Regions from separate parts of the Homo sapiens genome. Here regions 1 and 2 are each linked to region 3. A link is a loop called in an ENCODE intact Hi-C map of the cell type or tissue named here. Cell type or tissue: PC-9. All regions are shown on one strand. Region 1 has its middle 6.2 kb from the start of LINC00506. Region 2 overlaps VGLL3 (vestigial like family member 3). Region 3 has its middle 200 kb from the start of VGLL3.

Region 1 (8,000 bases), 300 kb after region 3:
AGTTGTCATTTTGCAGTCCCAACTAACAAAAAAAATGCACATACTAAGAATGGATGAAATATGAGCTCTATTTTTGTCCTTATTAACAATTCAGTAAAGCAAACTCTAATTTTTTTTTAAAATCCCCTTTTTATTTTTCTATACTCTTAAAAATCATGAGTTGTCTTTTATTATACGAATTTACTGCGTGCTTTTCTACAAGATTTTTAACAAGAGTGTAAAGATCGAGACCATCCTGGCTAACGGGGTGAAACCCCGTCTCTACTAAAAAAATACAAAAAATTAGCCGGGCGCGGTGGCGGGCGCCTGTAGTCCCAGCTACTCAGGAGGCTGAGGCAGGAGAATGGCGTGAACCCAGGAAGCGGAGCTTGCAGTGAGCCGAGATTGCGCCATTGCAGTCCGCAGTCCGGCCTGGGCAACAGAGCGAGACTCTGTCTCAAAAAAAAAAAAAAAAAAAAAAAAAAGAGTGTAAAAGATAACTTTATAACTGATTTTTATAGTTTAATAGTGTTCTGCTTTTCTTTAGTTAAAAAGACATTAATATATAATTATATGCCATGGCTACTACTGAAACTAGGCTTTTTGTTGTTCACTTCTGGGGAAAAAAATGCTAACCTCCCTTTCTGCTACTTATTCTCCCAATCTCTCTTCCCCATTCCCCATCTGATAAACACATACTTTTCTTTCCAAAGCCAACTTAGAGGACACCACTCTTTAGAGCCTTCTCTAACACCCAACAACAGTTAGCTTACAAAAAAACTAACCACTCTTGACTGTGCCAAGGTGACAGGCACTTTGGTGTTAGTTGTTAAAGGAACAGAATGGGGCTGGTGAGCCACCATCAAAGCCTGGCTCTGATATGAGCTGTGCCATCTTGAGGAAGTCATTACCCTCTCTGAGCCTCAGCTTGCTCAAGATAGATATCAATATTATAGCTATTGTTTGTATACATTTCTACATAGCATCTGATTAGTAATCATATATATGTAGGTATATATAATACGTTAGACAAATATTAGGCACATATATGCATATATTAGACAAATAAACTCAATCATGTATTGCCCCTATCCCCAGAATCTAACACAGTCCTCATAATAAAGAATGTAGCTAATAAATAGTTTTCTGAATTAGTAAACGAACAATAAAAACAACAGTAATAGCAGTCTATTATTTACTAAGGCCACTGGCCCATGGCATGTGTTAGCAATTGCACAATCTTATTTAACCTCAATAACCATTAAATAATTTATGGAGTATCTTCATTTTATTGTTGATATTGCTGAATTTTGGAGTTAAATAGCTTGTACTGCATCATATGATGAATATGAGCTCATGTTAGTCTGATGCCAAAACTGAATGAATAAATGAATGAATGAAACAAATGGGTTATTCAATCAAGTTAAGCCCACACATGACAGAGGAAGAGATAGCCAGATCCTACAATGGATCCTGCTCTCTGGCTTCTAGGTATGTGCTTTTCATGTGTGAAGTCTCTTTTACTCACATTCTAGCTCTCTTGGACCAGGAAAGATGGAAACAATGACTTGCACCACACATCACATGGAAGTACAAAGAAAATGTTTGTTTCCAGAAGCATATTCATGAAATCTAGTCTAAACAACAAAAAAAAATTATATTGTTTCCTCTTTTTTAAAAAAATGCCTCGTCAGCTGTAATCAAGTAAACAATTCACTTTTATATATCTCTTAAAAATAATCTAGGCCGGGCTCGGTGGTTCATGCCTGTAATCCCAGCACTTTGGGAGGCCGAGGCAGGCAGATCACGAGGTCAGGAGTTCGAGGCCATCCTGGCCAACATGGTGAAAACTCATCTCTACTAAAAATACAAAAATTAGCCAGGCATGTTGGCACATGCCTGTAATCCCAGTCACTCAGGAGGCTGAGGCAGGAGAATCGCTTGAACCGGGGAGGCGGAGGCTGCAGTGAGCCAAGATCGCATCATTGCACTCCAGCCTGGACGACAGAGCAAGACTCCATCACAAAAAAAAAAAAAAAAAAAAAAAAAAAACCAAACTTAAAAGCCACTTACTTGTGATTGCTACTTTTTAAGTTCCTTCTCTACAGTGTCTTAAAATGTCTAATCAGTTTTATAGACTTATATAATTACAGTCTCAAGGATTGAAAAATTTAAAAATCTTTCATCACTTCAAACATTCGGCAAAATCCTTTTCTAACTATAATGTCATTCTGTTTTGGTGCAAAGTTAGACTTGTTCCCAGAGTTGGTAGGCAAATTTTGATGGTTTTGAGGCTTTGTATGGTTTCCTTTTTTTCTTTGTTTTGAGACAGGGTCTTACTCTGTCACCCAGGCTGGTGTGCAGTAGTGTAATTATAGCTCACTGTAGCCTCCAACTTCTGAGTTCAAGTGATTCTCCTGCCTCAGCCTCGCGAGTAACTGGGACAACAAGTGCGCACCACCATGCCAGGTTAATTTTTTAAAATTTGTGTAGACACAGGTTCTTATCATATTGCCCAGGCTGGTCTTGAACTCCTGGCTCCAAGCAGACCTCCAGCCTCAGCCTCCCAAAGTGCTGGGATTACGAGTGTAAGCCACCACACCCAGCCCTCCACATGTTGTTTAAAAAGAAATAAGTCTTCCATGCTGAGATCTCACGGTTGGTGTGCTTTGGAGCAAGCTGTTCTCTCACAACGGTGTCTCTACCTTTCCTTTGAGGGGCATTTGAACTCCCCTCTCAGCGCCTGCAGGAGATTGGCTGTACCTAGCAACAAAATAATCTGTGCAGTCCAGATTGCAAAGAGGATGGATCATTCAATAGGTCCATCCATTACATGTGAAAAGATGTTCCTTCAGGCAAGCCTACCAACAAATCCTATATTTTAACTATTGTACTGACTCTGTTAATTTATATGTCTGTAGAGTTTCAGAATCCTCATCACATGGGCCTTTTAAATTTCCACTCTTCTGCCTGGAATATTCTCTCTTTAAATCTCATAAGGCCAGCTCCTTATTCAGTACTCAGTTCAGTTTCCCCCAGGAGAATCTTACCTGACCATGCCAATTGCACCCCAGTTTTCCCATATTTCATCATCTTCTATTATGTTTTTTATAACGCTTAGGACCATTTGAAGTAATTCTGTAATTTATTTATTTCTTTAACAGAATGTAAGCCTCTTGTTCACCACCAAGGTAACATCTAGGCCATAAATCAGCCAATAAATTTAAGAGAAAAGAGGCATTTTAAAAGACTGTGTTTTTCTAAGTTCTCATAGCAACTTGTCGAAAATTCTACTATATAATTTACTATTTGGAAATATATATATCTAATATTTTATATATACATATAAATTATTCCATTAGACCCTTACCTTAAAGAATGGTAATATTCTATTCATTTCATATACTGTATAGACAGTGTCCATCAAATATTTGTAGTTTTATTACATCTTTAACAAAATATAGTTGAACATAGCTATGTTTTAAGCAGAGCTGTGTTTTAAGCCAAATTATATGAATAATTACCTCTCACTGATCATGTGGTCTTCAAGGTGTTTTACTTCTACTAAAATTTTCTTAGTTCTTTGAACTTACTCTGTGTCCAAGAATGTGTATGTAAAGATAAAACTTAATAAAGTACCATTTCCTCCATCTCTTCACATTCTATATTTCTTTTGATAGCACTGAAATAAGGAGATCTTCACTAAATAAAATAAATTTCTGTGCTTGGCAACTAATAGAAAAGTGATAATAAATAATACCTATGTTACTAGTGCTTTAACTATTTTATATTCTATGTTTATGTTCTATGGAAACTCCATAGAGTTAGACAGGTTAAAATGTAGAATTAATTTTAAGTCACTTACTTTATGGTATAGAAAATGTCCTTCCTGATTCTGTGTCAAGAGGTGATTCCGTGTAGCTTGAGTGCTTTTGGATTCAAGAGGTTAAGAGTGACCTCTGGTGGCAATGGTATTTCTCACTCACCCTTACTCTAAAGGGGAGAAAACTGGCTTCCAAGATTGCTTTCCACATTCTAAGACTGACAGAGTTTATAGTTCAAGAGAATCGGTCATAATCAGTCATACGTAAGTCAATGTTTAACCTGCTTTTTGGGGGTTGGGGGTGGAGAGGCAGAAGGCAGAAGAAACCTTCGTCTCTAGTATTCGCTTATTTATTGGGTGCAAAATGTCTTTGGTGTAAATGCCAACCACGGCATTTCAAGCCATGTCAATGAGACATTCCTGAACACAGGGTTGCAAAAAAACTGGTTATCATCAGCTTTAGCCAGTGGGTGCAATCTGGTTCCAGCACACCATTGGTTGAAACCCTTTTTGGGGGCCCTTTACAACCCTCTCCTTGATACATATTCAAAGCTAGTCAAACTCACTGACAGCAGTGAGTTTTCTGTTATCATTATGGAGAGAACAATGCCTCCAGGAAGGAGAGTGGCTGGATAAATACAGGATCCCCAGGTAAATTTGAATAGCAAACAAAATGGCAATTTTTTTATTATAAGTATATCACAGCTATTACATGAGATGTCTTTATATTAATTTTTTTTGAGATTCACATTTAACTGAGCACATGTATTTTCATTTGCTAAATCTGACAATCTTAGAAGGATCACAGAATGAAAAGTTTAAGAGAAAATGAAATATTGGCCAGGTTTAGCAGCCTGTAAATGCTCTCAACTAGTGCTCTACAGCTGGTGGAGATCTCAACCAGTGATTCTAAATGATTTACACATGAGACAAGACAGATTCCCTGAGCCTTTGAGGCACCAATGGCAGGGCTAGGGTGTTCAGAGCCCCCAGCTATCATCACGTGCCTCTAGAGGCCCAGTCCATATCTCCCAGGGTAATGTGATATTATCCCATCTATGTTTGTCATTGCTTGAGGAAGGTTGGAAGGTTTTCTTCTACAGTGCTTGTTCCTTCTCTCTTACCTCCACTAAGGTCTACCCTAGTTGCCAGACACTGGTATGGCTCCAGACAGAATGTTCATAGAGTTCTCCAGTCTGGCAACATGATGGGGCTCAGCCATAGATCCACTGATGACCATGAAACTCTACATCACCCTGGTCCATCCTGGTGGCATCCCTGACTGGCCATTGAAGTTTCTGCCCTTCTGAAGGAAAGAGAGCACATCTTCGAGATGCTTGAGGTTCATAAAAAGGAATTTTCAGGAATTGAAGCAACTTTAATGAAAGCCAGACTTGAGAACACTTTAACAGAAATACAAAGACCTGGAAATCTCCAATTCTTTATGTTGGCTTTTTAAAAGTTACCTAGAAAAAAGACTGAAAGAAGAGAAATCTCAATGTTTAGAACAAGCTGGGCTGATAATAAATGTAACAAGAAAGACTCAGTGTTTTAATGGCAAATGGTGCATCAAAACATTTAAAATTTCAAGTAGCTGCTTCAACTACATTTCAGCTAAAACACTCTTCATTATACATCAGCAAAATGAAGCACAACTTCAGACATTAAAATGCTTTGATAAAAATTCTAATCATGAGGAAAGTATGAAGACTTTTTTATAAGCAGAAAGATGGGAAAGAAGAGTTAGTGAACACTAAATGAAATGCAATGCTATAAAATGCAAAAGTGGTATGGAACAAGTTCTAAAAGTAAAAATCAGATCAAATTTCTAGGTTAACCCTTGCTGAAGCTCAGTGATCTGACTGCTGTTATTGGAGAAGACGACATGGATGGTGGGAACTTGGAATTTCCTAAAACAAATGTTTCAGGAAATGGAGATTTCTTAGAAGTTTTGAAGAAATGGACTGATGTGGCCTAGTAAAACTTACTGTGGAAGCTGAATAATGTCCCCTACTCTCCCTGGCAAAGGTATCCATGTCCTAAGTCCCAGAACAAAAATGTAAATGTATTCTATTCACTTACATGTCAAAAGAGACTTCATAGATATAATCAATTTAAGTATCCTGAGATGGGGAGAGTACCCTGGGATACCTGGGTGAGCTCCAAAGTAATCACACAGGTTCTTGTAAAAGGGAGGCAGAAAGATCCAAGTCCAGGAAGGAAATGATGCAATGAAAGCAGAGGTTGAAGAGATGTGGTTATGAATCAAGCAACGTAGGCCACCTCCAGAAACTGTGAGAGAGAAGGGATGGATTCTCCGATAGCGCTGCTCGAAGAACTGCAGCCCTGTTGATACACTGATTTTACCCCAGGGAAACTGATTTCAGACTGCTGATGTCCAGAACGCAAGATAATAAATTTACATTGTTTTAAGCCACTGTTTGTGGTAATTTGTTACAGCAAGCATAGAAAACACACTTATTTTAACAGAGAAGAAATAAATGAAATGTACATTAAAATAACTGAAGAAGATAAAATAATCAATGTACCTAAATATTATATTAAAAGTATTAAACTGAGCAGATTTGCTGCAACCAAGAAATCATGGTCAGAAAGTAAAAAGCAATAGTTCCAGAAGATATTTCATGTCCTTCTTCAACTACATCAAGAAAAACAAATGGATTTTCATGAAATACACAATTTAGAGTAAATTTACCACAAAAAAATAAAGAAGAATCTTACCAAACCAATTGATAAAAACAGCCTTTCATGTTAAGAGCTAGACATGCCAAAATCTTTCAGAAACAGTGTAAATGATCACTGGCAAGTATCATCGTCAGCGTGTTTCCCATGAAAGAAAAGCTCATGCTAGCAGGTTGAGAATACTGATAACGAAGAGTAACTGATGAGTTCAGGAAGGAAAAATGGCAACTTTAGACAGGAAGTTTTCGAGTTAGAATTGAATATGAACATTTTGAGAAGTATCTTGATATCCCCGGTGTTCTAAATTGGACATTTGGCAGAGGCCCGAGAAGCCCACCAGGGAATGCTCTCTAGATCCCAAGGAAGGTGCAATAGTGTAGAAAATGAGGGTCTAGTGGCTATTAAAGATAAGATGCCGCCCCCCTCCCCCGCCCCAGTGTTAGAACCCTAGGAGAAGGAGATGCACCAGCGGCTCCACAAGGGAAAGACAGAGTACATCATGATGCTCCTTGTACTGGCATTTGCTGGGGACCTTCTTTTGATTTAACTCTCCCAAATGAAATGGAGAGGCTAGTCTTCAACTAGTCTACTCAATGAGTCTACAGCAAATGGTTTTTTTTTTTAATCTTCTAAAACAATTTTAATGTTTTTCTATCTTGGCAATATTAAGGACCACTGTTTAAGGGATTAGATGATAGTGCAAATAGAAATTTTAAAGGTTATAATTCTTAGCATAGTACTTTATTAATGTATACATATTTTATATTTATATTAGAAATGTAAATCTATAATGCATAAATATTTATATGTGAATCTGATTGTAAATTGTTTCTATTTTATTTTAATTTTAGATCATGTAATTATACTATTTTTTGGTTGATATTTAGCAAGACTCTTCTATGGCTCAGAAACACAGAAGTTTTTTTGCCTCTCTTCCAAAAGAAGAATTTCCTTTTGTTTAGTTTCACTGTTATTATACAAGCAAATGGAAAGGTGACAAAAATGTTAATTGTTGAGAATATTTTATATATCTCATTTATTTAAAAGTGAATTTCATGAGTAAATTATTCCCTTTTCTTCTATTTTGTAGCTAGTGTATAGATAGTATTTCAGTTGATGGTGTTTAAAAAGCCCCCTGTAATGTGCACTGTAGTAATGGTTTTATAGGAACAGTCTCACTTTTGGATATTTTCAAAATTCAATGTCCATTTGTGTATGCCAAGGGCTGAATTTGCTCTAGTTTTCAGATTAATATGTTTACATGAATAAATTTTAGTTTGAAAGAAATACATATCTATGTCTCTTATTGAGCTTCTCATAAGATCCAAATCCCCATTATGGCCTATAAGGCCCTGTGTGAGCTGGACCCTGCTGTTCCCCCAGACCTCATCTAGAGCTCTCTGTGCTCTGGGCACCCTGACCACCTACCAGAAGCTCCAAGGCCCCACGCTGCTCTTCTCTTTTGTTCACTCTGTTCTTTCTAACTGAAATCCTT
Region 2 (8,000 bases), 170 kb after region 3:
AATACTTATTTTACAAATGAAAAAATTTAAGTTAAGAGAATTTACGCAATCATTGAGAGAACTAGGATTTTAAAAGAGGTGGTCTGATGTCAGAGTCAATGGTCTTAACCACAATATACGTGTTCACATTATATGAGTTATACTGGCTGTAGCCTAAGTCAAAATTATCACAAAATCAATTCAAGGAAAACTTAACAGATTATTATACTCCTTTTTGCACTGCTTAGAAACACCCTGATTTAACAGAACTGATATGAAGATTAACAAAACAGCCCTCAGGGATTTTTTAAAAATTCTCCATTTGTCACATTTTTCCCAAGATGACATAAATGATGGCATAGTAGTAGGTTACACTTTTGATGAAGACCACTTCAGTGGTATGATAGGATGTGTCATATTTAACTGATGTGTCTCTCTATATGTATCTTTAAATTAACCACCACACCCCCTGCCGGACTTCTCCAGTGTGAACTTTAAAAACATAGGGTGGTCAATTGCCTCTTGAGGCGGTTGTCAGAAATGAACGAAGAAACAAAGATTTCAATTGTTTACTCCAGAGTTTGAGTTTGAAATTCAGTTAGGACAAAAGCCTGAAAGAAACTGAGAGTCCTTAGACCCATTTCCTTACTTCAATGCCAACACCACTACTGCCTGACCACCAAAAGAAAAGGAAAAACAATATTCAGAGCCAGGATGAGAGTAAAGGAAATAAAAACATAAAAAAAAAGACACCCACCACAACAACAAAACAGAAAAACAACAGCAACAAAAAACCTTTGCATATGGGTAAGTGAGAAGTCTTGGTCAAGGAAGAGGATGAGAATATGATTTTCCTTAAAAACTTGAAGATTCTAAACAGTCTTAGTTCGTTTGGGCTGCTATACCAAAATATCATAAACTAGATAGCTTATCAATAACCAAATCTTATTTACCAGAGTTCTGAAGGCTGGGAAATCTAAGATCAAGTTTTCTGGTTCACAGAGAGTGCCTTCTACTGTGTGATCACCTGAGATCTCTCTCAGATCTCTTTTATAAGGGCATTGATTTACATTCATGAAAGCTCTGCCCTCATGACCTAATCACCTCCCAAAGGGCCAGCCTTCTAATACCAGTACCTGGGGGCTAAGATTTCAACATATGAATTTGGGAGAGATGTAGTGATTCAGATCATAGCACTGACTGTACATAAGAAGGCATTATGACTCATTTTCTAACTGAGATTCAGGGAGGCAGCAGCTTCACAGATCTACCTCTTGTAAAATGCTATAGAAATAAGAAAATAGAAATGGCAACATGGTAGGTCTGAGCATGAACAGCCTAGAGACTCCCCCCTCTTTAGTTTACCTCAAACCCTGTTTTATCCCCCCCAAAAAATCTTAAAGCTCGCCTATGTTCCCCATAATTGATATAGGAGACAGTTCAGTGAGAATTCTGGGGTCCTGTCAGTATTAGCTGTGATGTGGGTATCCCACAGCAGAAGAAATAGCATGGGCCACCCCAGATGAGCGTCTTGCAGGGATCACAAACACTGGGAACTGAATTCAAATAGGCCATGTTGAGTAGGCCATTATTAGAAAGAACATTAGAAAGAATATTGTATAGAGAATGCCTGGAGAAACAGATTAGAGGAGGAGGGTATATTGGAAACAGCAGTCCAGGATAAGAATGAAAAGACAGAACCAAAAAGCAGACAACAACTTATCAACTGGACAGTTTTTAACTTGGACGTGAATAACTTTCTAGGAACAGAGGCAACCCCAAGGAAAAAAATGAGGAAAGAATCTGAGAAGACCTTTCAACTCAAATGGGATTTTGTTTTAAACTGAGAATAACGGAGCTGCCAGTGGATTGAACTAAGAATAAACATAATTGATGAGGGTAAGTCTTCTACCATTAGATAGAAATAATAAATAAACATTGGGTAACAAAAAACGTTACACTAATATACAGCTGAGTTTTAGGTACTGTTTGTTTGTCAGAGTCATAACCCACTAAATAAACATGCTCTACTTCTGAGAAAGTATAGTCATTTAACAACACCACTGATCATGGCTCTTTTAAGTAAGTTGAATATGCTTTCAATTAATTTTATTGCGGGAGATAAAAGAGGTAACCATACAATGGGAAACATGCTGTTGATTAAAAAAAGAGAACATAAATAGGAACATAAAGCCTGAAAGTGTGTGTAGAAACTTTGAAGACCTAAAAGTAAAGATAGCATTTGTATGGGTAAGTGTAAACTTTTCATTTCATACATATTAAAAGTCAAGAAGCCATGTGGATTAGAATGCTTACTATTAGACTATAAGAACCTGGTAACATTTCTATATTTAAAAAATAGATCTCCCCTTTCATCCATCCTTTAATAAAGATAAGAAATACTTATTACAAAGTTAAATACATACAACACTGTGTCAGATGCTACATCAAAATATCCAAACTTCACCAGCAAATTGACAGCTAACACTGACACATTGACATATGATCACAAAAAGGTGCGAGAGACAGTCATACTATTTTCTATTACTTTATGAAATTATCACTGTTAATGATCATACAATTGCATTTGTTTGTCTGAGCCCTGAGGCAATCACTTTAAATACTAGTGAAGAATTTCTAAATAAGATCTGTGTAGGGGTAGGACCTTAACACTTGCAAGAGAAAAATGTAAGAGAGAAGGCTACTCAATCTGAGAACTGTGATTTCATTTCAGGTGAATATCAAGATTAATATATAGGCGCTACATTTTAAAACATTTTTAAAACTCTTAAAACATCATGGAATTCTTGCTTAAAAATCAAGTTACATAGTGTTTAGAAAGTAAAAAGCCTACATAATATCACCTATCATCAGACAATTTGCTAAGTGTACCCAATCTACATATATACACATACCACTTGCCTATTTCATCAGCAGTATTATCTTGGAAAACCATTCCAGGTCTGTATGTGTAGCTCGACCCCATCCTTTTGGAGGGCTGCACAATATTTATTCTATAGTATACTATTACCCAATTCTCTATAGATGTACATCTTTTAGATAGACACACACACACACACACACGGGTGTACAAAGTTGCTGTTACTTGTGTGAATATTTACGAGTTACATTTCTTAGAAAAATATACATGTGTATAATTGCTGAATCCAAGCATATGAACATTTACATTTACATATTTAATTGTGGTGGCTAAATGTGTTTAGGAAGTTTGTACCCATATTTATATATTTTTCCTATTTATGATCAATATTATAGATTAAAAGTATCTAGTTGTTTCAATGTTAGTTTCTTTCACTGTTAGTGAGGCTGGATATTGTCCGATTATGGCATTTATTCCTCTGTGTTTTAACTCTGGCCACATGTTTATGCTTTTTAAAAAGTAATTTTCTAGTTGATTTTTAAATGCTTTTTGTATACTAGCATTTAGTATACTTTTAGGTATACTAGCATTTCTTCCCATGTATTACAAATACTTTTGCTAGTTTGATGACTTCTCTCCATATTTAATATGCAAATTTTGAACAATAATTCTTTTTAAAGTAATCACAAATAAGGTGTATTTTCTTAAACCAGACCAAAGATTAAATTTATTATATTTTAAGTGCAATTATTCTCTTATAATTACAATTCTTGCACACTAAAATCATTACAAAAGATACCTAGCATGGCAGCATAATAATTTTCTGGCAAAGGAGGTTTTCTGTTTATAGAGGTATTTTCTCCAGGCACATTTAGAATTCACTTAAAATCTCCACGTAGTAGTATTGTCAGAAACAATGAGGTTAAAAACTGTCTGAACTTGTCAAAATGTCTTTAAGCTCAGATTCAAAATAGGGCAGAAATGTAAAACCCACTGAAGCTGATGTTACTAGAAAACCATAATCCACTATGTTATTTTAAGAAGTACAGCACCTGCTCACCTGAGGGAAACATTGCAGGTGAGAAAAGTTCAGCCACCCAGGTGTTTCTACTTGCTGGTGTTTCCCAGACCCAGACAGCAAGCCACTTTATTCTGTTTGCTCTCTCAGTACCCACCTCCCTCCAAAAACCACAAACTCTCCTGTGCACAGAATCTCTAGCCTTTGCCTTTAGCGACATCCACTTCCTCAGACATGTGCATATTAAAATGCATAGCTGGAGGGTAAATTGGCAAGTACTTAAAGCATCAGGATATAAAGTTACAAATCTGAACCAGTTGTTTAAAAACTGACCTTGTGGACATATATAAAAAACATGAATCATAGAGTTAGGTAGTTTTTTTTATCATAGTGGCAATTTACCAGTCTCAAAATTTGAATGTCAAGGTGGCCAATAACCTCTTGGGTGATAGAAGCTGGGGACTATATGGAACGATATGGAATTTAGACACTGCTTACCAATTCGGTGACTTCAATTTCAAAAGCAGATATAAAGAAACTTTGAAGCCGGAGACAAAGAATAAAGGAAAGGAAGAAGGGAGTGGGGAAAATGAAATGGAATACTCTTTGTAATTTCTTCTACAGGCTTTCTCCCAGAACTGGAGAGGAGCAAAACCAAAAAAAAAAAAGCTTGGATCACTTATTGTAACCAAAACCACAAGTTATAATAGTCTCAAGAGATTCTAACTATCCAGACATCTGTTGGATAACAAATGTAGCCAAACATGCATCTTTAAAGAGGTTTCTAGGTTATGCAGTGACAGCTTTACAGTCCAGAAAACAGATAATCCAATCAAAGAAAGAGCTAATCTGGATCCATTTCCTACCCAAAAAAAAAGTAATTAAGGACATAACACCAACATAGGAAACATGATACCTAGGAGTATGACTTATAACATTTACTACTCCAAAATTTTCAAAAGACGCTTAGAAACTGCTGAAATATACTTGCATTTTAATGCCTATTTGATATAAGTAATCAATCTCTCTATTAATGCAAGATATATTGGAAAGCATTCCATTAGAATGAGATATGTTGCATATATATCAATTCTTGCATTGACATCAGAAACTTTTCATCTCTCTCTCTCTCTCTTTTTTTTTTTTTTTTTTTTGAGACGAAGTCTCACTCTGTCACCCAGGCTGGAGGCTGGAGTGCAATGGTACCATCTCGGCTCACTGCAACCTCTGCCTCCTGGGTTCAAGCGATTCTCATGCCTCAGCCTCCCCAGTAGCTGGAATTACAGGTGTGTGCCACCCCGCCTGGCTAATTTTTTGTATTTTTAGTACAGACGGAGTTTCACCATGTTGTCCAGGCTGGTCTCAAACTCCTGACCTCAGGTGATCCACCCACCTTGGCCTCCCAAAGTGTTGGGATTACAGGTGTGAACCACCGTGCCTGGCCTCATCTCACTTTTATGTGACATGAACAGAAGCTCGCTCTCTGACATTTTCCAAAAGAGACTGTCCAATTCAAGTAAACATAAATAGGGCTTCAATGATTATGAAGATGCTAAGCATCACCTAATAGTGCTCAAGTAGACCAGGCATGAAAATAAACACTATAACACATACTTGTGTTAAAAAAATTATGAATTAAGTCCCCAGCATATCAGACTGTAACCCAAAAATAAAAAATACCTAGCATATTTTGCTTCTCATCAGTCCTTTTTGCCAAGAAATTCAGAACATGTTGCCTGCAGACAACTGTTTGTGAAACCTTATATTACTGATAAAGAGAACAAGAAAAGAATAGTTAGGCAGCCTGAAAGGGAATAAACAGTATCTGTAAATTCCTCAGGCCATATAGAATTTTTCTATATAATCTTTGCAGACTGTTCGAAAACGGATATAAAATTGTCAGGGAACAAGTTCTGAAACAGATTTCTTCATTTGAGCTGTTCCTTTAGATGCACCCCTATATGACAGATGAGAAACAGCAAAGCTGAAAGTATTATTTGCTGATAAGAACCTGACCACTGAAACAGGCTTTCCAATGCTTTGTGTCGTTCTCTATTGAGAGTCATATCAGGACAACCTGCGAGTTATGGCTTCCTTCTATAGTGAGTGAGCACATCAGTTTCTTTTGGGAAGACAAGTTTTACTTTGAAAAAGTCTCCACCTTCCAACCGCAGCTAGTTGATGACAACTCCTTTAAGAAAACTCTCAAAAGATGATGGCATTGCCTAATCTTGCTTGCAGTTTTTAAGAAAATACTTGGCCTGGCGCAGTGGCTCACGCCTGTAATCCCAGCACTTTTGGAGGCCGAGGCGGGCGGATCACGAGGTCAGGAGATCGAGATCATCCTGGCTAGCACGGTGAAACCCGGTCTTTACTAAAAATACAAAAAATTAGCCGGGCATGTTGGCGGCGCCTGTAGTCCCAGCTACTCAGGAGGCTGAGGCAGGAGAATGGCCTGAACCCGGGAAGCGGAGCTTGCAGTGAGCCGAGATCGCGCCACTGCACTCCAGCCTGGGCGACAGAGCGAGACTCCGTCCCACCGTCCCAAAAAAAAAAAAAAAAAAAAAGAAAGAAAATACTTAAGATAACGAGGGATGCTCTCCAATTTACGTAGTAATTTATATGGCAAAGGAGCTTTAAAACTCCTTCATAAAATTAATGCTAAGATTAAAAGAAACTGATTAGATTTGCAACTTTTAAGGATTAGCATTTATTATTGAAGTTTTGTTGAGCCTAATTCATAGTCTAACTTCCTTTTTTGTACTTAAAATTTTTTTTGTTTTATATGAGTGCCAGGGATGAATAAATATCTCAACAATACGTAAGCATAATGGGATAGGTTTTTATTTTTAGTACCCTCTCATTCCACGTGGCAGGGTATTCTAGATAGGGAAAATGTTCAAATGTATAAAAATGTCTTGAAGATGTTAACCCCGCAATATTTTTATCTTCTTTTCCATTGTCTGCCCAATCAATACAAAAGCACCTAGTTTTCACTGCACGGCCAATATCAGCAAACACTACTATCAGGAAACTTAACTGTAACAAGTATCACAGCTAATCTTCAAGAACAGGAAATAATTAAGTCAGACACAGACAAAATAAAAATGACAGATGCATTCACAGCTTGCACCTCAATTCTTCAGGATGCCTCAAACCTCCAATGTGAATTAATTTTTTGTCGTAATGAACCATATCTCAGATTCAGAACCATGAGAGTTTTCATTCTGTATCATGTATCACCGTCTAGAAAACACAAGCTCATTGGGTTCTCCCAGCTGTGTCAGGGGAGGAAGTGTCCTCTCCATTTTGCATCTAAGGAAGAGGAGGAGCTGAGGGGTTACAGGCTTACTCAACGTAATGCAGCTAATAAGTGGTGATATGTATGCAGAATCTGTGTTTCAGTCCCATTTTTCCCTACATATATCTGGACAGAATTTCTACATCTCTGCAAATATTAAAGATGCCTACATTGACCAGGATTTTTATGAGCCCCTAAGTGAATTTGGGAGGGGGTAATAAATTACTAATAAAATTAATATATCTCTTTTCTTTTTTTCCCTGTCTGCCTCTCTCTCTCTTTCAATGCATACATACAAATATGTACATAAATAAACATGTATATATATTCTTCTTCTAAAGTCCTTCTCCTTCTTTCCTCCTCAAACTCCTATTAGTGACCTCAATACCTGCAGCCCCAAAAGAAAACACATTTTGACAAACTAGTCTTCTCTGCTTTCATTGAATGATATGTACGTGCACATACGATACAGACAAATATGCACACTTTTTTGTTATTATTTTCCAAAAAAGACATATATGTGCTTTTCTTGAGCTTTTCTTTTTCAGTCAGCAATACCATATGGAACACAATTCACTCATAGATCCCACCTCTTGATGGTAATCGCTCAATTCCATTTTTTTTTTGTTACTGCAAACATTGTCACAATAAACATTTTTGTACACATATCATATGCTGCTGCTTCTATTTATGGGAGGTAGACTCATAGGAGTAAGAATGCTCAGCCAAAGTTTATGAAAATTATTACTGTTACTACATTTTCCAGTCTACTTCTTTAAAATACTAAAACTCTAATTTTCTACCAGCAATATATGAGAAAT
Region 3 (8,000 bases):
AAAGTGAAATTATATATCTGTATTTGATACTGTACAAATAAATGGAAATCTGCTTCTGTTCATTGTAGCAAATAGTTTTTGTTTTGCAACTTATTTATTTATTACTCCATATGTTCCCATATGCTGAAACAATATTCATAGAGAGCTCAATGGAAAATAAAATAATCAATTTAACATTGCAAATAGGTGCCAAATAAATTAGTCTTGCTGAAGAAATAAGTGAATTTCCAGACCTCAGATACTGAGGTTAGACACTTATACAGAATATAGTGGGGCCTTGGGAAAAATTTACTTGCTAAGGTTGTATTGCTTTTCACCTCTTATTTTCTTCTCATTATAAAACAGACTCTCAAATTGATAACACAAGCACATACCTAAAGTTCTAGTTTTATGGTAAATTGTCCAAAATTTGTGGTGAAATAATTTTTGACATAAAACAATGAATAAAATACATAGATTCAAAGATTACACTTGTTTATGCCTCAGGCTTATTTTGATGACTGAAACGTGGGAAAACGTAAGAGTCTTGCAAATGTTGTCACCTTCACCTCATGAACTCCATCCTTTTGTCCTCCAACAAAAGCATATATCATAATGATCCTCATTGTTAACTAGCTAACATTTCGACTCACATTAAAACCATAAAATTTTACTGCTAAAGTTAGAAAAATAACTCTAAAATGGACGCATTTCTTTGTCTTTTTATTTTCTGTTTAAAATATATTGGATTTTTTTAAAAGAAAAAAATTTCACATTTTGCCTTCGTCTATCTTGTGTTATTCTACTTTAACAAAGTGAGTATTATTACTTCCTAGAAGATGTATATTTCAGAACAGTGAGTGAGCTGTACAGACTTTAATGGTATAGGATTCACAATTACTTATTGACAAAGGTGTAATAAAAGGTTAATGAATGTTAACTTGCTAATTAAAATTCATTAGCATAACATTGTCTTATGTTAAAGATATTCAGATATGAAATTATGGGTTGCTTTTATTTTAGTTTAGCTTTGCTATTTTTGTTTCTAATTTAGGAGCTCTGACATTTAAATTTTTTTTCCTGCTACCAAAGATATCAACTGTGATGACTGATGAATGTACCATAAATGTTATGACCATATTCCCTGAATTTTTATATTCTATCTATGTTCTTTGGAGCTATAACTAATTTAGAATAGCCATACACCTACTGTTATATTTAGTTGTTAACAAATATGCAATGTTTCAAATAACACTGGATATACATATTACATATTTCTGATTATGTTTTAAGAGTAAATCCCAGAAGAATGAAAGCATCTTAACCATGTCCTGAAAACTTGTACCATTTGCCTGCCTTCAGTTGGCTTCCCTGTAATACTCAATACAAGACATCATGATTTCTTAAAAATAGTATTTTTCAAATGGATTAGGAAAATGGTAATTCATTTTGTTTGCAATGTTGTTCAAAGAGAAATTTTAATTTTTCTATCATTTAAACATGAAAAAACAAAAATGACTATTATTTTATATATTATATAAAACAAATTTACATAAATGATTTGATTTATTTAATTTAAATACATTCTTTGTTTCTACTTTTGTTTCTGCTCCAAAGAGAAAAGTTTTCCAACTTAGACAATCAGTAAACCATGTGCCACAGATTGATAAAATTTAATGATTACACAGAGTAAGGAGGTATAGAATTATAAAATTATAAAACATTTCATTTTGTGTTTTACCCATTCACTTATGCATTCAATTACAATATACTGAGTAATTTCTATGCTCCTAAAATAAGCCTTTTGTACAGTGGCTTCTAGAGTTTACATCAGAAAAATATGTATGTCTCTTACCTAAAAGGAAAATTAAAATTGAACTCCATTAAATGTGACAATGTCTGCATCTACTCATATATTCATGTTATAAAATTTATAAAATATTAGAACTTAAAGGAACTGATGAATTGCTGCTATCACCCTCATAATTGATTTTTGTATAGAATGAAAGTGGGACATAGGAAGTTAAACAACTTGTACAAGGTTACACTGCACATTAAAAGCTGTGAAAAGAACCATGGTATAGGATTCCAGATCTAGTATCCTTTCAATGACTGGAATATGTCATAGCAGTAATGAGACTGATTTTTCTATGGATAAATTAGAATATTTTGATATGGTGAAATGTTACCTTATATAACAAAAAAAAATGCTCATATAACTTGCCTTTAGACTACGACTTTTCTGGTATGCTTACACTGTGTTTGTTTCACCAATAGATGGCAAACTTAACTGCTTATATTATAGTTTTATGATTTAACAGTCTGGTCAGCTACACAGAAATCCTCCATTTATTGGGACTTTAAGAATATGCTACTATTTTAAGCAAGCTGTGCTTTATAAAGGGAATATGTAAGTTTCTTTGCTGGTTGTTTAAAAAACTCAGTCACCTGTCAATACAGCAATATATTGTAAGTCAAATCAATACTTATGCCAATCAGGAAATAATTTTTTTCTAAATATGTTCTACCCGAGTCTTCTATAGTCCTTTAATAGATAAAATGTTATATAACAGTATACACAATCCAGTTTTACATATTTAAACTTTCATGACACTTTTTCATATTACTGCTAGTTTTATCTCTGGGCCTACCTTCATATTATTCTGCTATACATATTTAGACCAAAGAATAAACTGTTAATAAGTGATTTAATGTACACGTCAAAGTAAGATGTGTTCTAATCTGCTTTCTCAACTTCCTTGATAAACTAAATTGACTGTATTATATAGATATTTTTAGCTTCCTGAACACTATTTTAAAGTGTCCATTTAGGAGAACTTTATGTTCTAGACTGAAATGATTCTAATTTTTTAAACTCCACTGCTTGAACTTTTGTTATAAATTAGAAAACAAACACTAGATTATTTCTGAGAAATAGTCTAATTTTGTTACATCCACCGAGCAGTTGGAATCGTCCATAGATGTGTGTACGCGCGAATATTTCTCAGATTTTATCAGTATTCTTTCAGGCCTTCTGATATCACATGCAGAGTCACTCCCCATTAATAGCTCATGTGGATTGTTCTGTGGTGTGATAAACAGAGAGAAGTTATTTATCTCCAAAAGCTAAGTTATTAGCCCACAGTTTCCAGAAAAGACGAAGACAGTGCCTTATTAAAGTATAAAGAATCCCTCACTTTTTAACCTTTTAAGTGAAAATGCATAACAACACTCTCCATTGATCATCGCCGTTAGTACTTGGCTCACTGATTTCTTCATTGCTATTTCAGTCATCATTGGTGGAAATTCAACACGGATCCATCTAAAATCTTTGACCTGCTCCACTCCTGGATCTTGTCTTCATCTCTTTAATTCCCATGTCAAAAATCTGCATTTTATTTTTATTTTATTTATTTATATTTTTGAGACAGTGTCTCGCTCTGTTTCCCAGGCTGGAGTATAGTGGCACCATAAGGCTCACTGCAGCCTCAACCTCCTGGGCTCAAGTGATCCTCCTGTCTCAGCCTCCTGAGTAGCTGGGACTATAGGTATGCCACCACACTCAGCTAATTTTTGTTTTTATTTTTAGTAATGATATGGCCTCGCTATGTTGCCCAGGCTAACCTTGAACTCCTGGCCTCAAGCCATCATCCCCACTTGGCCTCCCAGAGTGCTGGGATTATAGGTATGAGACACTACACCCAGCCAAAAATCTGCATTTTAAACATCCCACTTTACTTTCACATTCTAACTTTCTTATTTACTTACTGAAGTAATTCCATTCCAGCTACCTTTCAATCTTTCACAGGCCTCCAATAATTGACTCTATGTTTTTCCTCTCCAAATCCATTTTTACCTTTGCCTTCCTACACACCCTGTCCTCACAGCCCTCCTCATGCACCCAAGATTCCTTAGATTCCTTGGTGACTATGCAGCACCGCAGCACTATAGCCAACGTCTTTCTAAGGCCTTGGTCTTTTTTGTCCTCTTCACCCACTGACCTAGTTGCTGGCAAAACCCCAACAATTGTTAAATCCAACCATTTATCCACCAGTCTCAGCAGCTATCTATGAATGAAGAAAAAATCCTTCCATTGTGTGAACTGATCTCACTTTATATTTACAAATCACAAGTGGGCATTCAGCACACATAGAGATTTCAGCACATATCTCCAAGCACTTAAATTACCATTTCCATACTGTTTTTCTCTTTCCAAACACACCACACCCCCTTACTCTACCCTGAAGATGGTAAATCAAATGTTATTGAAAATATTTATCGTAAGAATTGATCTTATCTTTCCAAAACCAATTCACTCATGTATCTGTATCTGTACCTAGATAGTCTTGTCTATCTGTATCTGTACCTGGATAGTCTTGTCTTTCCTCCTGTTACATAGAGATGTCTGCTGTTATCTAAGACCAACTTCTTCATATGTGGTTTGAAGAACCTCATTGACTCTCATTTATTGATTGTCCTTGCTCTACAGTTAGGTCCCCTCTCTCTCCATCATTAAGATTTTCTTACCTCTAAATCATTCCCAACAGTAAAGCAAACAAACAACAAAAATGTTTCAATATCATTCTATATTTTTAAAAATGGCCTCATAGGGCTCACCAGCCAACAGCTTCTATTCATTTTCTCTATTCTCTTTCTCATTAAAACACCTTAGAAGAATTTTCTGTAGTAATTGAACCTACTCTTGTACTTAAGTCCTCTTCTCAACCCATCCAAAATGGTTGTCAATGCACCTCTCAATTTCACTGAAATTGTTCCTTCAAATGTCGAGCGATCTCCACTCTGTTGTCCATTCCTTCCTTCTCAGTAGACCGTCTCTCTCAGCTGTTGTAACACCACACTCTTTGGAATGTCTTTTTAAACTCACTGGCCATTTCTTTTCATGATTTTTTGCTGGTTTTCAATGCTGGATTTCTCTAGGCTTCCTTTAAGCCCTCTTTTTTCTTTCCAAGCCACAATTTCTCTTTATGTAACCTTTTCCAGGCCTATGGCTTGGACCAACCTTGCATCTTATCTCCAGCTCCACCTTCTCTTTTGATCTCCATATTTATACATCCTATCCACCACTTTGTATCTCTGCAGGTGTATTTAATATAAAAACTTTAAATATATTTCAAACAGAATGTTTAGTCATCTTTCTACAAGCCAAAGCTAATTCTCTATTTTTTCTTTTTTTTCCAGACAGGTTCTCACTCTGTCTCACTCTGTCATCCAGACTGGAGGTCAGTAGCATGATCTCAGCTTACCACAACCTCCACCTCCCAGGCTCAAGCAATTGTCCTGGGAACCTCCCTCCAGTAGCTGGGATTACAGGGGCATGCCTCTACCATCCAGCTGATTTTTGTATTTTTAGTAGAGACACGGTTTCACCATGTTGGCCAGGCTGGTCTTAAACTCCTGACCTCAAATGATCCACTCACCTCGGCCTCCCAAAGTGCTGGGATTACAGTCATGAGCCATTGCGCCCAGCCCTCTCTTTATTTCAACATTTAAGAATTATGCTTTCTTGCTTTATTTTCCCTGGAGTCTATGCGCAACATGTCATCACTTTCATTGACCTTATCACCACCATACATCTAGAATCTTTTCACTCTCCGAAGTCATTATAGCTGAATCTCTAACCTAAGCCATCATTGCTCACCTGGCTTAAAGAGTGGACAAAACAAACTTAAAAGCTTAAATCATAACATTTTTTTCCCTAGCTCAACACTCCTCTAATTGTTCCCCTGAAAGTGAAAGGCCATGTAAGACCTGCATCCTGATTTCCTCTCCATCCTCAATTCCCAACACTCCTTCTTTTTTTCTTTATGCTTTAGCCAAAATAATCTTTCTCCCATCACTTATATATGTCAAAATTATTCCTATCTTGGAAACTCCGGACTGTTTCTGGAATTTATTTTCTTTCAATATTTTAAATGTCTTCTTATCACATAGGTTCAGCTTAAATGTCTTCAGGGTTCTTAACAACTACCATAGCTAGTCACCCTCCATAAAGTTTCTGTTTCAACCCAAAAATACTAGCTATTGGTTTATACATTTCTTGACTGTCTCCCCTGGAATGCAAGCTTCATGAGGCCAGTGACTTTGTGTCACTTGTTCACCAACACATCCAGAATACCTAGAGCAATCATTCTCAGGTGGTAGGGCCTCAAACATATAGATAAAAAATTAGAGGTAGGTTTGGAACATGAGCACTTCACCGTACATCAAATTATTTTCATGAATAGTTTTAATTGCAGTTATTCAGTCTTATGGAAATCACAGTTTTCTTAAAAATTTTAAGATAACAATATAACTTGCTATGTCTGCCATAATAACGTACCTAAGATCGTGTGACTTAAACAGCAGGCATTTGTTTTTCCACAGTTCTGGAAGACAAAAGTCTAATATCAAATGTTGGCAGGATTGGTTTATTTTGAGGCTTCACTTGTTGGTTTGCAAATGGTTTGCACCTTCTCCCTGTGTCTTCATAGCAACTTTTCTCTGGACATGGCTGTATCCAATTTTCTTCTTCTTTTAAGAACACCAATTATATTAGATTAAGACCCATCTTAATGACCCCATCTTAACTGAATTGTGTCTTTAAAGATTCTATTTCCAAATATAGTCACATTCTGATACATTGGAGGTTAGAACTTCAACATCTAAATTTTAAGTGAGGGAGGACACATTTCAGTTCATAAGAGATACCTATTGAGGAAGAGTCAAATTTGCATTCTAATCTAGTTTTCCCAATTTTTAAGACCTTGTGGAAATTACTTAGCCACAATAAATCTCTTTCTTCATCAATAAAATGTTAACAGTCATAAAGCAACTTTAAAGGATTATTGTGAACAGTAAAAGAAAAACATATATATATATATGTGTGTGTGTGTGTGTGTGTGTATTTTTTTTTTTTTTTGAGATGGAGTCTTGCTCTGTCACCCATGCTGGAGTGCAGTGGTGCAATCTCGGCTCACTGCAAGCTCTGCCTCCCAGGTTCATGCCATCCTCCTGCTTCAGCCTCCCTAGTAGCTGGGACTACAGGTGCTCGCCACCACACCTGGCTAATTTTTTGTATTTTTAGAAGACACAGGGTTTTGCTGTGCTAGCCAGGATGGTCTCGATCTCCTGACCTCGTGATCCATCTGCCTCAGCCTCCTAAAGTGCATATATATATTTTTTGAGACAAATTCTCACTCTGCTGCCCAGGCTGGAGTGCAGTGGTGCAAACACGGCTCCCTGCAGCATTGATTTCCTGGGCTCAAGTGATCTTCCTGCCTCAGCCTCCCATGTAACTGGGAACACAGGTGAACGCCACTCTGCTCGGCTAATATTTTTATATTTGTTTTTTATATAGACGAGGTCTCACCATGTTGCCCAGGCTGGTCTCAAACACCTGCGCTCAAGTGATCCTCCTATCCCAGCCTCCCAAAGTGCTGGGATTACAGGCATGAGCCAACATGCCTGGCCAAGAAAAAATTAATAGATGATAATATGTGTTTGTCACACAGTAGGTAATCATTTTATGTTAGAAATTACTGTTGTTTCCATTTCTTTGTCTTTTCTGGGATGTATTATTATTTTTTCTATTGTGCTGTGTGTGCGTGTGTGTGTTTCTTTTTTATTATCATCTCTCTTTCAAGCTAAACTGACTCCATATGTAGAATGAAGTATGTAGAATGAAGGTAGAGTAAGCAGAATAATTAATTATACGGAGCATGTGCTCAATGTGCAACCACTCTGTACTGAACATCAGGAGCCCTGCTCACATGCTGCAAAATCCCTCCGGGTCACAATATTCATTTTGTCAGTAAAGCTTATGCCTGTTTTGAATTGGCAGTCATGCATGGGGAGTGAGCAACAGTGAATTATCCTTGAGCACCTTTTATGTTTTCTTCAATCTGGGTGATGTTAGATATGTACAAAATATGGTATCTGACCCTAAAGAGTAAATAATTCAATTTAGAGGTCTGCAAGCTTTTACTTTTTTATGTAAAGGACCAGAGAGTAAATATTTGAGG

The links. Hi-C counts contacts between places; a loop is a spot of excess contacts. Peaks named below come from ENCODE experiments on the same cell type or tissue, not always from the same donor. Only the 100,000 strongest peaks of a DNase experiment are listed, where the experiment ranks them.
Region 1: it touches region 3 in a loop (7-fold over the local background); 87 of 110 quality-filtered maps call a loop at or near these places.
Region 2: it touches region 3 in a loop (4-fold over the local background); 7 of 110 quality-filtered maps call a loop at or near these places.

The regions. Positions count from the first base shown.
Region 1 is chr3:87,079,056-87,087,055 of GRCh38, forward strand. No RefSeq gene overlaps it. Among named protein-coding and RNA genes, the nearest start is that of LINC00506, 6.2 kb to the right of the region's middle. In PC-9, CTCF peaks have their summits at 3,936 (motif pointing left) and 4,140; a DNase peak (open chromatin) is centred at 3,916.
Region 2 is chr3:86,950,369-86,958,368 of GRCh38, forward strand. The region is part of intron 3 of VGLL3 (vestigial like family member 3); the gene reads right to left. Among named protein-coding and RNA genes, the nearest start is that of VGLL3, 37 kb to the right of the region's middle. In PC-9, no CTCF peak of the experiment used is centred here; DNase peaks (open chromatin) are centred at 1,133 and 4,133.
Region 3 is chr3:86,783,320-86,791,319 of GRCh38, forward strand. No RefSeq gene overlaps it. Among named protein-coding and RNA genes, the nearest start is that of VGLL3, 200 kb to the right of the region's middle. In PC-9, no CTCF peak of the experiment used is centred here; a DNase peak (open chromatin) is centred at 3,882; H3K27ac peaks cover 806 bases.